Regions from separate parts of the Homo sapiens genome. Here region 2 is linked to region 1. The links are chromatin contacts, found by Hi-C in ENCODE. All regions are on one chromosome and are shown on one strand. Each heading gives the region's core, a stretch centred on a gene start or an enhancer-like site at or near the end of the contact. The rest is flanking DNA. Distances are from core to core; before and after follow the strand shown. Region 1 overlaps RB1 (RB transcriptional corepressor 1). Region 2 has its middle 73 kb from the start of CYSLTR2.

The links. A loop is a pair of places that touch in the nucleus more often than their neighbours do. Pooled maps may share reads with other maps.
Region 2: a pooled map shows a loop between it and region 1 (2.6-fold over the local background). The contact joins two enhancer-like sites. A Hi-C loop is called at or near these places in 2 of 37 single-sample maps with no recorded cell type and 9 of 50 pooled maps.

What each region holds. Positions count from the first base shown.
Region 1 is chr13:48,397,075-48,404,666 of GRCh38, forward strand. All of the region lies in intron 17 of RB1 (RB transcriptional corepressor 1), which reads left to right. It also overlaps a transcript of LPAR6 not described here. Among named protein-coding and RNA genes, the nearest start is that of LPAR6, 12 kb to the right of the region's middle. Within about 2 kb of position 4,602, at least 10 of the 41 ENCODE cell types and tissues checked have a DNase peak (open chromatin) inside an H3K27ac peak, as active enhancers do.
Region 2 is chr13:48,722,738-48,730,329 of GRCh38, forward strand. No RefSeq gene overlaps it. Among named protein-coding and RNA genes, the nearest start is that of CYSLTR2, 73 kb to the left of the region's middle. Within about 2 kb of position 4,620, at least 4 of the 41 ENCODE cell types and tissues checked have a DNase peak (open chromatin) inside an H3K27ac peak, as active enhancers do.

The DNA of each region.
Region 1 (7,592 bases), core at 3,352-5,851:
AAGACAGTGTGGCGATTCCTCAAGGATCTAGAGCCAGAAATAATATTTGACCCAGTAATCCCATTACTGAGCATATACCCAAAGGATTATAAATCATTCTACTAAAAAGAACATGCACACATATGTTTATTGCAGCACTATTCACAATAGCAAAGACTTGAAACCAACCCAAATGCCCATCAGTGGTAGACTGGATAAAGAAAATGTGGCACATATACACCATGGAACACTATGCAGCCATAAAAAAGGATGAGTTCGTGTCCTTTGCAGGGACATGGATGAAGCTGGAAACCATCATTCTCAGCAAACTAACCAGGAAGAGAAAACCAAACAACACATGTTTTCACTTATAAGTTAAAACTGAACAGTGAGAACACATGGACACATGGAGGGGAACATCACACACCGGGGCCTGTCAGGGGGTGCGGGTCTAAGGGAGGGATAGCATTAGGAAAAATACCTAATGTAGATGATGGGTTGATAGGTGCAGCAAACCACCATGGCACGCGTATACCTATGTAACAAACCTGCACATTCTGCACATGTATCCTAGAACTTAAAGTATAATAAAAAAACAGAAAATATTTAAAATATATCTTTCAAATTATCTTTTCAAATTTAAATCGAGGGTCATTTTATGTATGAGTATAATTTGTAATGAATAGCCCATAGTTTTAGAGTCCTGATTCATTGACAAACTTATAAACAAAATTTTAAGCTTTTTTGGTATTCTTTTGAAATGTCAAAATTGATGGGAAGCAAACACAAAAGGGAGAACAGTCTGTGGCTCTGAAAAAACCAAAAAGGATATCTGTTGTATGTTTGTATGGTGGGTCATTAACCTTTGGTGTACTTTGCAGAAGTATTTTAAGTATTTACCATTGGACATTATTTGTTTTAAGTTATATTTTGCTGAGAGCTACAACTCAGGAAGGCAAGTGAATTGTAAGATAACGATTAAGCCACATTTAACACTTTTTAAAAGCATGGGCCAGGACAATGAAGCAGTATGATGCCATATATACTTTTACACAACAGCCATGCTAATATAATGATAAAGCAATTATGCTATATTTTTAAAAGCTTCTCATGAATTACCTAAAATAACCATGTATTTACTTTTCTTTGCCAGAAAGAGGAAACATTTTATTTTAATTTTAAAAAATTCAATTCTGAAAACATAGCTAAAGCTTTAACCTTTCTCACTCTGACCCAATATATTCCTAATATAGCTTTGCCCTTGACTTCCACAGCTAAATACTAGTTTCTCAAGTGATTTAGGAGACTTGACTTCATTATTCAAAACTGAAATTATTTAGCTTGTTCTAAATGCAACTTTGCTTCCCACTATGTCTATTTTTCCATTACTTTTCAAATCATCTGGGCTTAAATACTGAGCACTTTCTCCTTTTCTTTCTCAATAGTTTGATAGAGTCCTGTAATTTTTTTTTAAAGCTGTCTCTCATATTTATTATATTATTATTTTAATATACTTCATTACACTTCCCTAGAACAGATCATCAGCTCTCTTTAAGTAATTTGTCTGAGGTCACCCAGTTGGCATTTGAACTCATATTGGTTTGATTCCAAATTCCATACTGGTTTCTAGTAAAGGTCTCTGTCACTGTACTACATTATTTCTGTGAAATCATTCATGCTGTTTTTACTACCTCTATAATATATAGTCAGGCATATGGGACAGTATAAAGGGAGCAATACAAATAGTAAGTTAATTTTATTCTAAGTGAAAGCATAATATGTATGTGTATTTTTTATCCTGAGTAACAAGGGAAGTGTTTTGCCTAGGAGCTAATAAGTAACAAGAAAGGGAAAAGTAACATTTGTTGACTAGCTCCTTTGTGCAGTGCACTGTGACTATTGGTCTGGCTTATTCCTCAGGAAGAAGGATTAAAAGAAGACTTTACAAAAATGAGCAAACTATATTATAAAAGTAAATGCTAGTATGCATATATGTTTCATTCATGCAACTCCTAGAAATGAGAATTTACTATAAGTGTTTTCAGAATCCACAATAATTTAGGTTGAAATTAGGTATTTGGATCAACTTTCAAGGGAAGGGGTGACAATGAGGTGAAATAGACATCTAGATTGTTTTCGTAGACTGAAACATTGGACCTGAGGTTTTTGTTGTTGTTTTACTCTTTCTCTGTTTTTAGTAAAAGATTCCAGGTATGCCTAAAGTCATCTTCTATACGAATGCAAAAATGTAACGACAAAGAAGGGAAAATAAAAGAAGGCAATATCTTAGGAATAAATATTTTATAGTGACATTATTTTTCTGCTAGTGAACTAATAATCTACAAAAATTTTAAGATAGATAAGCAGAAAGAATACAAACAAAAAAAGATAGTAATTTAACTCATATGAATAATCATCCACTGAAATGTAGCAAGGATATGCTACATATGAAATGTAATTAGATGATTGCTTAAAGATCTAGGAATATAAGCTCAATGTAATAAAATAACTTTCTTCATCATTGTTAAGGATTAATAAGGCATTAAATGGGTTTTCATGTGGGTCCTCATATGTTAAAAAGGACAACAATAAGAAAATCTAAAGAAACTGAGATAACTTATAAATCAATGCAGGTATTCTGTGTTAAATGCTTATGTAAGCCTGAGTTCTTCATCCAGATCTGTTTATGATTTTAAACATAAAATCATTTTCATTTCTAAACCTTTGCTCAAGTAACTTGTAGTACCTGAGTCCTATGTCTGATCCCTAAGTCTATTCTTTTCTCTATGTATCTATACCCTTCTTTAATTTTAAAACACTCTGACATATGAAAAAATGCCAGAGTTTACTGTAGAGAAATATTCATAACTTGTCTATTCATGTCACTCCTCCCCACCACACCATCCATATTATACACATTACCCATTCTCTTTGTTCATTAATTGGCAAAAGGGACTAAGAAATTCAAGGATGTCCAAAAATAAAAAACAAACAAAAATCTAACAACTCAGGAATGTCCTGTAGGTAGCTCATAGAAACTTAGTTTAGGAAGTAGTGCTCATCACTTGCTTACTTCTTTGGAAGTTTGTCTGATAATTATACAGACCAGCATCAAAATAACTCTCATTTATGTGTGTGACATTTCAGTGTAGAAGTAATAATAGGTAATGTTTTTGCATATGTCCTATTATAGGTACTGTTAAAAGTGCTTCAGTGTATTAACTCATAACTTCTCACAACTCTATGAAATAGATTCTGTCATCACTGTTTCACAGATGGAGAAACTTTCCTGTGTCCACAAAACTGGTTGGTGACAGAGCCAGAATTTTAACTCAGGCTATCTGGTTCCAGAGACTATACTTTTAGCCTCTATGTTGCCTTTTAGTGTATATTAGTTTACTGTTTGGTATGTGCATTGTCATGATTCGTTTATTTGCTCATGTTTTATCTGTGTTTGTATTTTTGTGTTTGTGAGTGTTACTATGCTATGGCAAAAAGGGCCTAGACTTTGAATTAGCGGATCTTACTTAATATTCACAGAAGCCTGGAAGTGTAAACACTGCTATCCCTATTTTATAGATAAAGAGACCTGAGGTCCAGAGATGTCATGTAACTTGCTTTGGTGTGGTTCTGAACAAATTATGTCTCTGTATCTCAGGTTTCCTTGTATGTAAAATAGGGATAACTTTCAGTTGTTGTGAGGAATAAATGAGCATTTATGAGAATAGTAATTAGAAACATAACAATTAATTGTTAGTACCCTTCATTCCTTTTCCTCTGCTATACAGTGATTTCATAAGAACAGAGAACCGAGGATTCAGTTACACAGTATTAACCTGTTTATCTTGGCTTACTATAAGTACAGAGAATTTTTCTCTTCTCTTGAGGCACCCCTCCTCCCCCATCACCTTCTCAAAATGGAAAAAGTTCAGGGGGAAAAGGCATCATGGGACTCCAGCATTGTTAAGTATGGGCAGTGTTCACTGTTATATTACAGTTGGAATTTGTTATGTTGCTTTAGTTATGAATCATGTCAGTAATTACCCTGAGGGTGGTGTTAGTTCACTATTCAAGTACAAACAAGAAGGGAAGTAGCAATGGTAGAAGAATAGCTAGGACATACTCTCTGTACCTAACCTGTGGGATGGAAGCACATATACTCTTATTCAGAGAATTTTATAAAGAGTCATGATGTTAGATAATTACTTGAATTTAGTTTTAGAATTTTCAGTTTGTAAACTTACAGTCAAATCTTAACTGGAATTGTGAGGAAGGGCTCTAGAATTCTGGATATGCAAGAAACAAAGAAGAGAAATAGGAGAAATCGATCCTAATTAGTGTGGCTTCTGAATTTCTGCAGCAAAATAAAAGGCTGTTATTAATTATTGAGTTTACTAAAATTTTAGAACTACTCTAAGGCAATTATGCTTCAATCATCTAAGCTTACTTACCTTTAATTATAAAATAGAACAACTTTTTGGCATTTCATTTTTCCAACTATTTATAGCATGTTTTAAAAACTCTGAACTGTCACGACCCAGTCTGTTTCAACATACACATTTGTGGTCCTTGGTGTTGTTACTAATTTACTTAATTGGGTCTTCATATTTTCAGCTTTTCTCAGAAATGGCCAAATATCAAAGGTATTTTTGGTGTCTTCCTGTAAGTGCTAGATTTAGAACATGATAAGGAAACGTAGAATAGGAAACAGCTGGATTTGTTTCTTAGCCTTTTCAAAAAAGCCTTTTCTTACTTTGCTAAGTTTCAGTGGTTCTTATCTCCACTAAATATAACAACAAATTTATCTTTAAGATTTTGATTATATTCCTTAAGAATTCTTCAAAGACTAACATAAATCTGTCTTGCTATCTTTTAAGTCTGGTCATTTTATCATTATGCCCTTTTCTTATTTTAAGATAATTTAATTGTCTAAAAGTTTTTAAATTTACATATTAAGTAATGATAGTTTTTATATTAGGTTTTATCATTTAGTTTTTTTCTTTTAAACATTAAGATGAAAAAGGTGGAGAAGTGAAATTACTTGTCTTTTACATGAGTCATAAACAAAAATGAACATAGGATACACTAATCCAATACTGAACTTACTATCTGTTCTTGAAAATATAATTTTTTTGCATTATCTTTTTCATAGGAATATCAGACACCTTTAATAGTGTACACTTTTAGATTGGCATCTGATTTAGTTGAACCCACATATTTTAACGGGGTCTTCTGAAAATAAACGTTTGCACATTTCAGTTCCAATGAAGAACAAATGGCCTGGGGAAGGGATGGAGAGTGGTAAAGAAATCCCTTGTAGAAAACCTTTTTTTTTTTTTAAACAGATGAGTCTCACTCTGTTTTCCCAGGCTGGAGTGCAATGACACAATCATAGCTCACTGAAGCCTTGAACTCTTGGGCTCAAGTGATCCTCCCACCTCAGCCTCCTTAGTAGATGTGACTACAGGTGTGAGCCAACACACCCAGCTAATTTTTTTTATTCTTTGTAGAGACGGGGTCTTGCTGTTGCCCAGGCTGGTCTCAAACTCCTAGACTCAAGTGATCCTATTGCTTTGGCTTCCCAAAGTGCTGGGATTAGTCATGAGCTGCCACTCTTGGCCTACAGAAACTATTTATATGTGTCCTTTGCTTTATTTTTCTTTAAATGCAGGTCCATTTTTTCCCCTCGTTTTAGGTAGCTAAGATTATATTGAATCATGTGTGTTTCAGTCTTTGTCATCTCAGGAAGTCTTATGAGACCACAACATAAAGTATAGTAATTTTTGTCCAATAATTTTGGCCATTAGCAAAAATTACCTATATGACATATAAATCAAATGGTATAATTTTTTAGTGCTAAGTCTTAAGTAGTATTCATTTTTATTTAAATAAATTGCTTCTGTTCGTAAAGTACTATATATAAAACCTTTTTACCTTTTTTATATATAAAACCTATGATTCATAGGTTTTATGTCCTATTAAAATATGAGCTAACAATAATTGGTAAAATTAGTTGGAAAATTATCAGTTTTAAAAGAAAATTAAATTGAAGGTTATGTTGTTAGTAATTTAAAGATCTCCTGTGTTTTGATGTAAAAACACTATTTTTTAGCAGCAGTCAAAGGGCTTAAGTAGTATGACTTTTTGTGTAACTTGGATTGTGCAATTGCTTTTAAAAATGAAACTATTTCTCATTTATAATGAGATAATGGAACTCAGTGTATCGGAAGAGCAGACTGAACACACACTTCTACCTCCTTTCTCCCCGCAAACCCTACAGAAGTGACAAAAAAGACACATATCACAGGGGAGTGAAACCCAGCAGTACTCAGACTGTGAAGCAGAAAAACTGTGGAGGGAAGTGGAGGAGTTGATTCATTTTTTTAGTATAAAAAATAAATGATGAGTGTATTGTGGATACAATAAAGTAGAGAAAACCACAGCACACAACACCCCCAGGAAAGGGGACTGGTGGAAGTGGGAGTCTTAGAGAGCCCCCAAGCTCAAAGTAGCAGATACAGAGAGTGGGGCAATAATCAGGAAGGTTTTCTAAAGTGCTGTTTGGCAATGGTCCTCAAACTTGAGCATGCATCAAAATTACCAGGAGGGCTTGTTAAAACACATATTACAGATTGCTGGGCCCAGTCACAAAGTTTCCAGTGTAGGGTCCAAGAATTTGTATTTCTGATATGTTTCCAGGTGATACTGATGCTGCTGGTCTGGGTACTACACTTTGTGAGCAACATTTTAAGAACATGAAACACCTGGACCAGTCCCCCATCTAAGGCCATGCCAGCCTATGAGAATAAAAAAAATGCACCTCTGTAGTCCCAGCTACTTGGGAGGCTGAGGAGGGAGGATTGCTTGAGCCTGGGAAGTTGAGGCTGCAGGGAGCCGTGACTGCACTACTGCATTCCAGTCTGGGTGACAGAATGAGACACTGTCTCAAAGAAAAACGAAAAAAAAGCACCTTCCTCTTTACTAATGGATTATAAAAAGATGCCGTCCGGACACAGCAACCCTAAGCTTGGTATGCAGAGTTTAGGCTGAAGCCCCATGCTGTTGTGCAGTGCATAAACTGTACAGATACAAGCCCGCGCCCACCTTCAAATTTTGTGTACACTTACAGACACGGGGCTAGGGTTTCCTGATGGTGCCAAAGAGAGAAGCAGAACAGAAATTGAAGTAAACCGAGACTTCTGTAACAGACCTAAAGAAAAAGAAATAGGAAAGGCAGTTCTTCCTAGGAGGAAAATACAACAAAGTATTGTACTGGTAGGTTATGTAGTTCCTTACTTTGGTATTTTCAGGTACCTCAGTTCAATATTTATTCATTACCATAAGAAAGACCAGAGGAAATGGAGGAGAGAAAATAATAAAAAAGAACAGAAAAAAAAAATTCCAAAACTAATGAAAACCAGGGGGCTTCAGATGGAAAGGGCCCATAGTGCCAAGCATGATGAATGAATGTGGATACTTTTTGTTTTTTTTTAATGACAGTCTCGCTCTGTCGCCCAGGCTGGAGTGCAATGGTGTGATCTCCGCTCACTGCAACCGCTGCCTCCTAGGTTCAAACGATTCTCCTGCCTTAGCCTCCTGAGTAGCTGGGATTA
Region 2 (7,592 bases), core at 3,370-5,869, 330 kb after region 1:
AAAATTTTCAAGATAGATATTTTTCTCCCCTTACCTAATGAAGGGGTCCAGACAGGCAAGGTGCATTGTTGCTTTCTTCTGTATAATAGGTTTGTTTCTCATATGCCCTTATACTAAGAGTGAAGCCTATAGTATTCTAGCTTTACTTAGGGGGTATAGTAGATCTTGTCCAAAAATGGCTACCATCGATTCCCCCTCTACCTGTAAGTGCATGCTATTTATCACATCAAGAAGTGGAATCTAATTTCTCTCCTCTTGAATGTGGGCTGGGCTTAATGGTATGTTTAGCCAATGGGATACAGCAGAAGTGACATTCTCGGACTTCTATGGCTAGGTCATATCGAGCCTTGTGGTTTCTGCCCGGACCTCTTCAAAGTAACTCTTGAGATGTTTCTTCTTGAAATTCAACAATCATTCTGCAAGAAGATCAAGCTATCTGGATAACTAATGTGAAGATGATTAGGTTGGCAGCCCCTGCTGAGCTCCCAGACAACAGCCACCATCAACCGCTCAACTGTAAATGAGCCCTCCTGGGTAGACAGTCAAGTCTTCAGATGACTCTTGCCTCAGCCTCCACTGGTTGTAACCCCATGATACTCCCCAAGTGAGAACTTACCAGCTGAGCCTAGTGAACCAATAGAATGTAATAATGCATTGTTGATTTAGGTTACTAAGTATTGGGGTGGTTTGTTACACAACAAGAGCTTTTCTGTTAGACTTTCCTTTTTGGGTGGGATCTAAACTTTATCTCCAGTTTCCCTCATCCTATGAGGTCATCAAAAATAACAACACATAAATTCACTAGGGTTTAGAAAGTAATTTCATAGTGAAAGCATTTGTTGGCCCTCCACTATTTCTCAGGGTTCAAACTTTTACTTTGTTTTTCCACCTCTCTATATTTTTTCCTTTATTTTGTACTCTGTAGTGCACTTAAAAATTAAGATTACATAGCTTTTATAAGGTCAGAATTTTAGAGAATATTGTCCTCCATATGATCATAAATTAAAGCTTTTTAGCTCTTTGTAGAAAAGGAAGTAAGGTTTTGAGTTATCTGGGATTTTATTATAAATTTGGTATGAATCTGTGGCATGCTTTCCTAGTGAGAATGCCTAGCCCCATTCACTCTTCAATCCCCTCTAATCCAGATTTTTGTTTCTAACACTGTGCTCAAACTGGCCTTGCTAAAGTCATCAATGATCACCATGTTGTCAAATCTAATGGTTTTTTTCCCTAGTCTCAATTTACACAATCTGTATTGCATTAGACACAGTTGACCACTAATTATTCTTATAACACTTTCTTTTCTTGGGCTTTGTGACACAATCTCTTGGTTTTTCTCCTATATCCTCATCTACTCCTTCAAACAGACTCTGACATATACATCTCTCTCTGTGTGTGTGTGTGTGTGTGTGTGTGTGTGTGTGTGTGTGTGTGTGTTCAGCCCATTTATCAGTGAGGACCATAGGCTGGTTTGGAGTCTATTCTTTGAGATCCCATACCTTGCTTACTTTTTGCTAACTCCCATTTTGGCAGCTCAATTCTGCCTAATTTCACTCATCAAGTTAACCAAGGATCCTAGTGATAGGAACATATTTTCTTAGAATTTCACCACCACTGGTTTGTCCTCTCTGCAAACTTGAATACCTAGGTATCAACTGATCTGTAGTTACGACAAAGATTGTGTCTCCCCTGCTGCCTCTTTCTTTGCCAACCTTAGCAGCTCGGTCAGTTTCCCAAGTCACCCACAGTAGTCTACTTTTCACATTTGCCTGTTTAGACACAGCCTTCTTTTGACTACAAAATAGAGAAATTGAAAAGAATTTTGTCTTCTCCCAAGTCATACTTCTAGGGAAAGCCTTCATAATTTTATTTGAAATGAACTTCCAAAATACAAGAACTACCATTCAATTCAATTCCACAAGTTATTTTACTGTGTGTACCTGCCATTTATGTGTCAGGCACTGTGCTGGCCACCTTAGGGGTATAAGGATGGCTAACATATGGCCTAGAAAAGACTTAAACTATGTACATAAAACACCAAGATGTAACTCAGGAAGTGAAGATGAAGTACCAGCAGAGCACAGAAAAGGAAGAATTCTCATTCAAGTGATGGCTTTGTGAAAAAATGGACTACTTGGCTTAACCCCTAAAGAATAGGTAGAAGTCAGCAGATAGAGATTGAGGAATGAGGAAAAAAAAGAGAGAAAGGTATTTCAGTTGACGGACATACATAAAGACACAAATAAAATCTAGTACTTTTTGGAAGTTGTAAGCACACTGATGTGGACTGGCAGACATGCAGGACCCTAGAAGGACAGTCACAGCACAAAGATGCTGTAAGAGTAGGTTGGGTGGGGTCATGGAGGATGTGAATGCCATGCTAAGGAACACACTGTAATTCAGAGGGCAATGGGGAGCCATGGGAGACTTCCTAGGGGAATAGTATAATGACTAGAGTTGTGTATAAGGAACATGACTCTGGAAGGAACATATGGACCATATTTTCAATAAAAATATACAACCATGCCCTGAAGTTAAACAGAATTTATTCTTGATTATCTTCAATTGCATATAATTCATTCTTTCTTCTCTGTTAGAGGAGATAAGCACACATTAATTTTATAAGGTTTGCCTGCAAGGAAATGGAACATCTTTGAGCACAGAAGACATTCACTTTGAAAATCTATGACTCTCTCAACATGCCTTAGTCTGGCCACATTTGGGTTCATGCTTTTTAGTTTGGGCTGTCAACTTGCTAGTTCTGAAAAAAGCAAACAACACAAAATCATGGAACCAACCCAAATGCCCATCAATCAACAAGTGGATAAAGAAACTGTGGTATATATATACATGGAATACACTCAGCCATAAAAAGGAATGAATTAATAGCATTTGCAGTGACCTGGATGAGATTGGAGACTATTATTCAAAGTGAAGTAACACAGGAATGGAAAATCAAACACCATATGTTCTCACTGATATGTGGGAGCTAAGCTATGAGGATGCAAAGGCATAAGAATGATACAATGAACTTTGAGGACTTGAGGGTAAGGGTGGGGAGCAAGGGATAAAAGGCTACAAATAGGGTGCAATGTCTACTGCCCGGGTGATGGGTGCACCAAAATCTCACAAATCACCACTAAAGAACTCACTCATGTAACTAAATACCACCTGTACCCCAATACCCTATGGAAAAATAAAAAATTAAAACAAATTTTTTTAAAGCAAACAACAAAAGCTACACCTGGAAATTCTTATTGAATATATTTGTAGTCTGGCTTGGCCATCTGTTTTGGGGTTTTTTGTTTTGTTTTGTTTTTCTTACGTGTTATGGTTGATTTTGTGTGTGTCAACTTGACTGGGCCCTGGGCCACAGGATGCCCAGATATCTGGTTAAATATTATTTCTGAGTGTATCTGTGAGGTTGTTTCTGGAAGAGACTAACATTTGTATCAGTGGACTGAGTAAAACCCATGGTCCACTTCAAAGTAATTGGCCTTCATCCAATCTGTTGGCAGCCTGAACAGAACCAAAAGACAGAGGAAGGGAGAATTCCTTCTCTCTTTATCTGACTACTTGAGCTGGAACACTGGTCTTCTCCTGCCCTCAGACTGAAACTTATACCATCATTTCTCCTGGTTCTCAGGCCATCAGACTCACTAAAACTATCCTACTGGCTTTTCTGTATCTCTAGCTTGCAAACAGCATACTGTGGGACTTCTCAGCCCCCACAATTGCATGAACCAATTCCTCATAATAAATCTCTTTATATGCATAGATAAATATAGATATAAATACTGAAACAGATATATATCCTATTGATTCTGCTTTTCTAGAGAATCCTGACTAATACAAAAGACTTCACTGGTGATTCTGATGAAGAATATTTTTATATCCTCTTCTTAGAACATTATAGATCTCCAACTACCCTCTTTGGAAGTCAAATTATTTTTATACACAGTTTTTCATTTCAAATTTGAATATATTCCAAAATAGTTTTTAAATATCTGACTTCTGTTTCAAGCCAAAACATACATTTGAAAAAGAAGTATGAATCTAGAGGAAAGTGTGATTTGACAAAGAGTCAAGGGACTGAAGTCTAGCCTTGCCTCTGACGCTTTCCAGCTGTGTGACCTTGGGCAAAGGACTTGTCTTCGTCACTCAACCATGTCACATGGGAATAACACTACAGGCCCCATCTTGCAAAGTGTCATGAGGACAAAATAAATTATGAAACACATCAACAAAACTCTACACAAATGCAAACTATCATATGCTACTTGACATGTTATACAAATAAGATTTTTATTATTCAAACCATATTTTAAATGCCCTTAGGGAGTTTGCCACACAAATGAAGTAATCAGTAAATCATTATTTTAAGCAAATTATTATTTTGTGTTTAAGGTAGTTCTCTAATTTCTCTGTTCTTTGTGTTTGAATTTTGCTATTTTGAGTGTTCTGAAAATAGGGCATACTCATGTTCCTATTTAAAAGATTTACACTAATTATGCTCAGCATAATGCAGCCCTGGACAGAAGGAAGCTCAGAAGTCAGTCCTGCCCTTGTGATGAGGGAGAAGCGGGCCTCCTGAAACTCCTCCAGATGGCCCCTTGGGGCTCATGCAACAAATGACTTTAATCCTCTCTGCGTAAAAAGTGATGTCATGGAAACCAAACTTGTTATGACTCAAAGCAGGTTAAGGAGACCCAGAGTTGCTTTGACATTTATATGTAGACATTTATAAACAATGCAGACATTTATAAACAACTTCTTCCATAAATATGTCACTTTTAGAAATATGGAAATAATGCCATAATCTCAAAAGAGAATGATTAGACTATCAAAACTGTGTGCTAGAAATAATGAGTAACTCAAACTTGATTGAATTCTGTCCTGACCTCCCACTGTTTATGGATGGTTGAAATCCGCTTACCTTAAATGAAAGGTTTGGAATTTTATTTTATGTTGGTTTGTTTCCATTTTGCCACAAAGATGCAGGAAAGAGAAAGCCACAGAATTGTGAGGACAAGTCTATGGCTTACATAAAGTATGTAAGGCTAAGGGTTCTGGGAAGCAGGTAATATTATTTTTAAAACTCCCCATTTTAAAATGGCACATTCCTAAATGCTTTCACAACTATTTTACACACATACGTTATTACTGAGAAAAACTTATCTTGAGGGATAAATTGTATTGCATCCTTCCCAGTACAATATTTTGTGCATAGATGATGTCAGCAATTATTTATTGAATATAATTGCATATTTAGAACTTTCTTCAAAAGCACTGATATTATCTTTCCTGTATTGCAGATGAAAAGCTCAGGCATAAACAATTTAAGGCATCTTGGATTCCAAACCAACCCCTACCCAGTACTGCTGCAGACCAGACTACCCCTCTTAGAAGTCAGAGGGAATCCCCTCTCCAATTTGATGCTGAGGTAGGCCAAGGCCAGGCTTGCTAGAGGCTCAAGGGTGCAATAAGAAATGGACCTCAGAAGGGACTCACTGGAGCATATGTCACTCTCATCAGGTTGCTACAACATCATAACACAACTAGGTGGCTTAAATAGCAGACATTTATTTTCTCACAGTTTTGGTGGCTAGAAGTCCAAGATCAAGGTGCTGACAGGGTTGGTTTCCAGTGAGGCCTCAGCCTGACTCTTAGATGGCAGCTTCTCACTGTGTCCTTGCATGACCTTTTCTCTGTGGGCACACCTGGCAACAGAGAGCGTTCTCTGGTATCTCTTCCTCTTCTTATAAGGACATCAGTCCTATCACTTTAGGGTCTCACCCCTGTGACTTCATTTCACCTTAATTACCTCCCTAAAGGCTCTATCTCCAAATACAGTCACACTGGGAATTAGGTTTTCAACGTGAATTGGGGGAACACAACTCAGCCCAAAAGAGAGTGCACCAATACCTGAGAGGCTGAGCCCCGGGGGGCAACAGGGCCCTCCTCTGCCTCATGGTTGGGGGCTCCTCTTGATGGCAGATCCCTCACTCCCCATGGGTTACACTGACTCAAACTTGGCTTTGTCTCTGTTCTTGATCTTATGAATAATTTTGGCTCTGCTTGTTGGTTGCAAGTAAACGGAAGTGAACATAAACATCGAGAGTCCAAGCCACCATTTTTGCCCACCTTCAAAACTGGACTCTCTTGTATGATAACCTTTTGAAGAGACAGCATAGTGCAATGAAAAGAGCACTATACGTGGCCTCAGAAGTCCTGGATTCAAACCCTAACTGTTTTCCATGGCGCATACATTCCCATGTGACTAGGACTCTGTTCCCCAACCCCATGATGTCTCTTACTCCCTCCAGCAATGCTGGCTTCCTGCCTCTACTCGAAACCAGCAAGCATGCTCCCATCCCAGGGACTTGGCAAAGGCTATTACCTTTGCCCGGAATGCTTTCCTTTAAATATCCACTAGGACTACTTCCTTATTGCATTTAATATTTTAATTAAATGCCACCCTTCTAGAAAGTTCTTCTCTGACCATGCTATCTACAACAGTGCTCACCCTCCACCTCCATCAGACACCTCAATATCCCAGACAGTACTTTATTTTTCTTTACAGTATTTATCACTATCTGACATTACTGCATACAGATGCTCCTCAATTTATGATGGGGTTACATCCCAATAAACCTATTGTAAGTTGAAAATATTGTAAGTCAAAAATACATTGAATACAGTTAACCCCCTGAACCTCACAGCTCAGCCTGGCCTATCTTAAATGTGATCAGAAACTTACCATACAGTTGGGCACAATCACAATCATCTAACACAAAGCCTATTCTACAGTAACATGTTGAATATCTCATATATATTTGTTCAACACTTTACTGAAAGTGAAAAGCAGAATGGCTGTATGGGTACTTGAAGTATAGTTTCTACTGAACGCTAATTGCTTTCACACCATTGTAAAGTGAAAAAGTCGTAAGCCGAGCTATCTTAACTTGGGGACCATTTATATATTTATTTGTTTATAGTTTGTCTTTCCCAATATATTGCAGGCTTCATTAGGGCAGGTTTATTAGTTTCATTTATTGCTGCATCCCATGCAAATAGTCCCTGAAGCAAAGAAAGCACTCAATAAATATTTTGAATGAACTGAAGGAATGACTATGAATTAATGGGGCACTTGGCCTCAGTTTCCTCTTCTATAACTTGGCTCTCCCTTGCTCAGGTCCATCCCTCAGGGGCCCCTGGCCTGCTCTTGGCCTCACTGGGCCCTGGTATCTCAGGCAGAGCCCCGAGGTGCCACCACCCTGCTGTTTGCACACCCTTGCCAGTTCTCTGCGTTCAGCAGATAGTGAGGGGCGAGGCTGTGTGGGTATATGAGCAATGCCAGAGAGGTCAGCTTCTCTAAAGAGATGTGGCTTCCTCATGTAATAGCATGGAGAGTATAGATGAGGAAAAACAGAGTGGCTCATGGCCAGCTCACTTCTTAAAGGCTGGGAACACAATGGGGAATGGCAGGCAACGTGGCCTTGAAGGGGAACAGGGTAGGAAGGGGTTGCCAAAGACAAAATACTAAGTGAAACTCTGTCCAGGCCATATCTGCCCAAGATGAAACTGTTTCT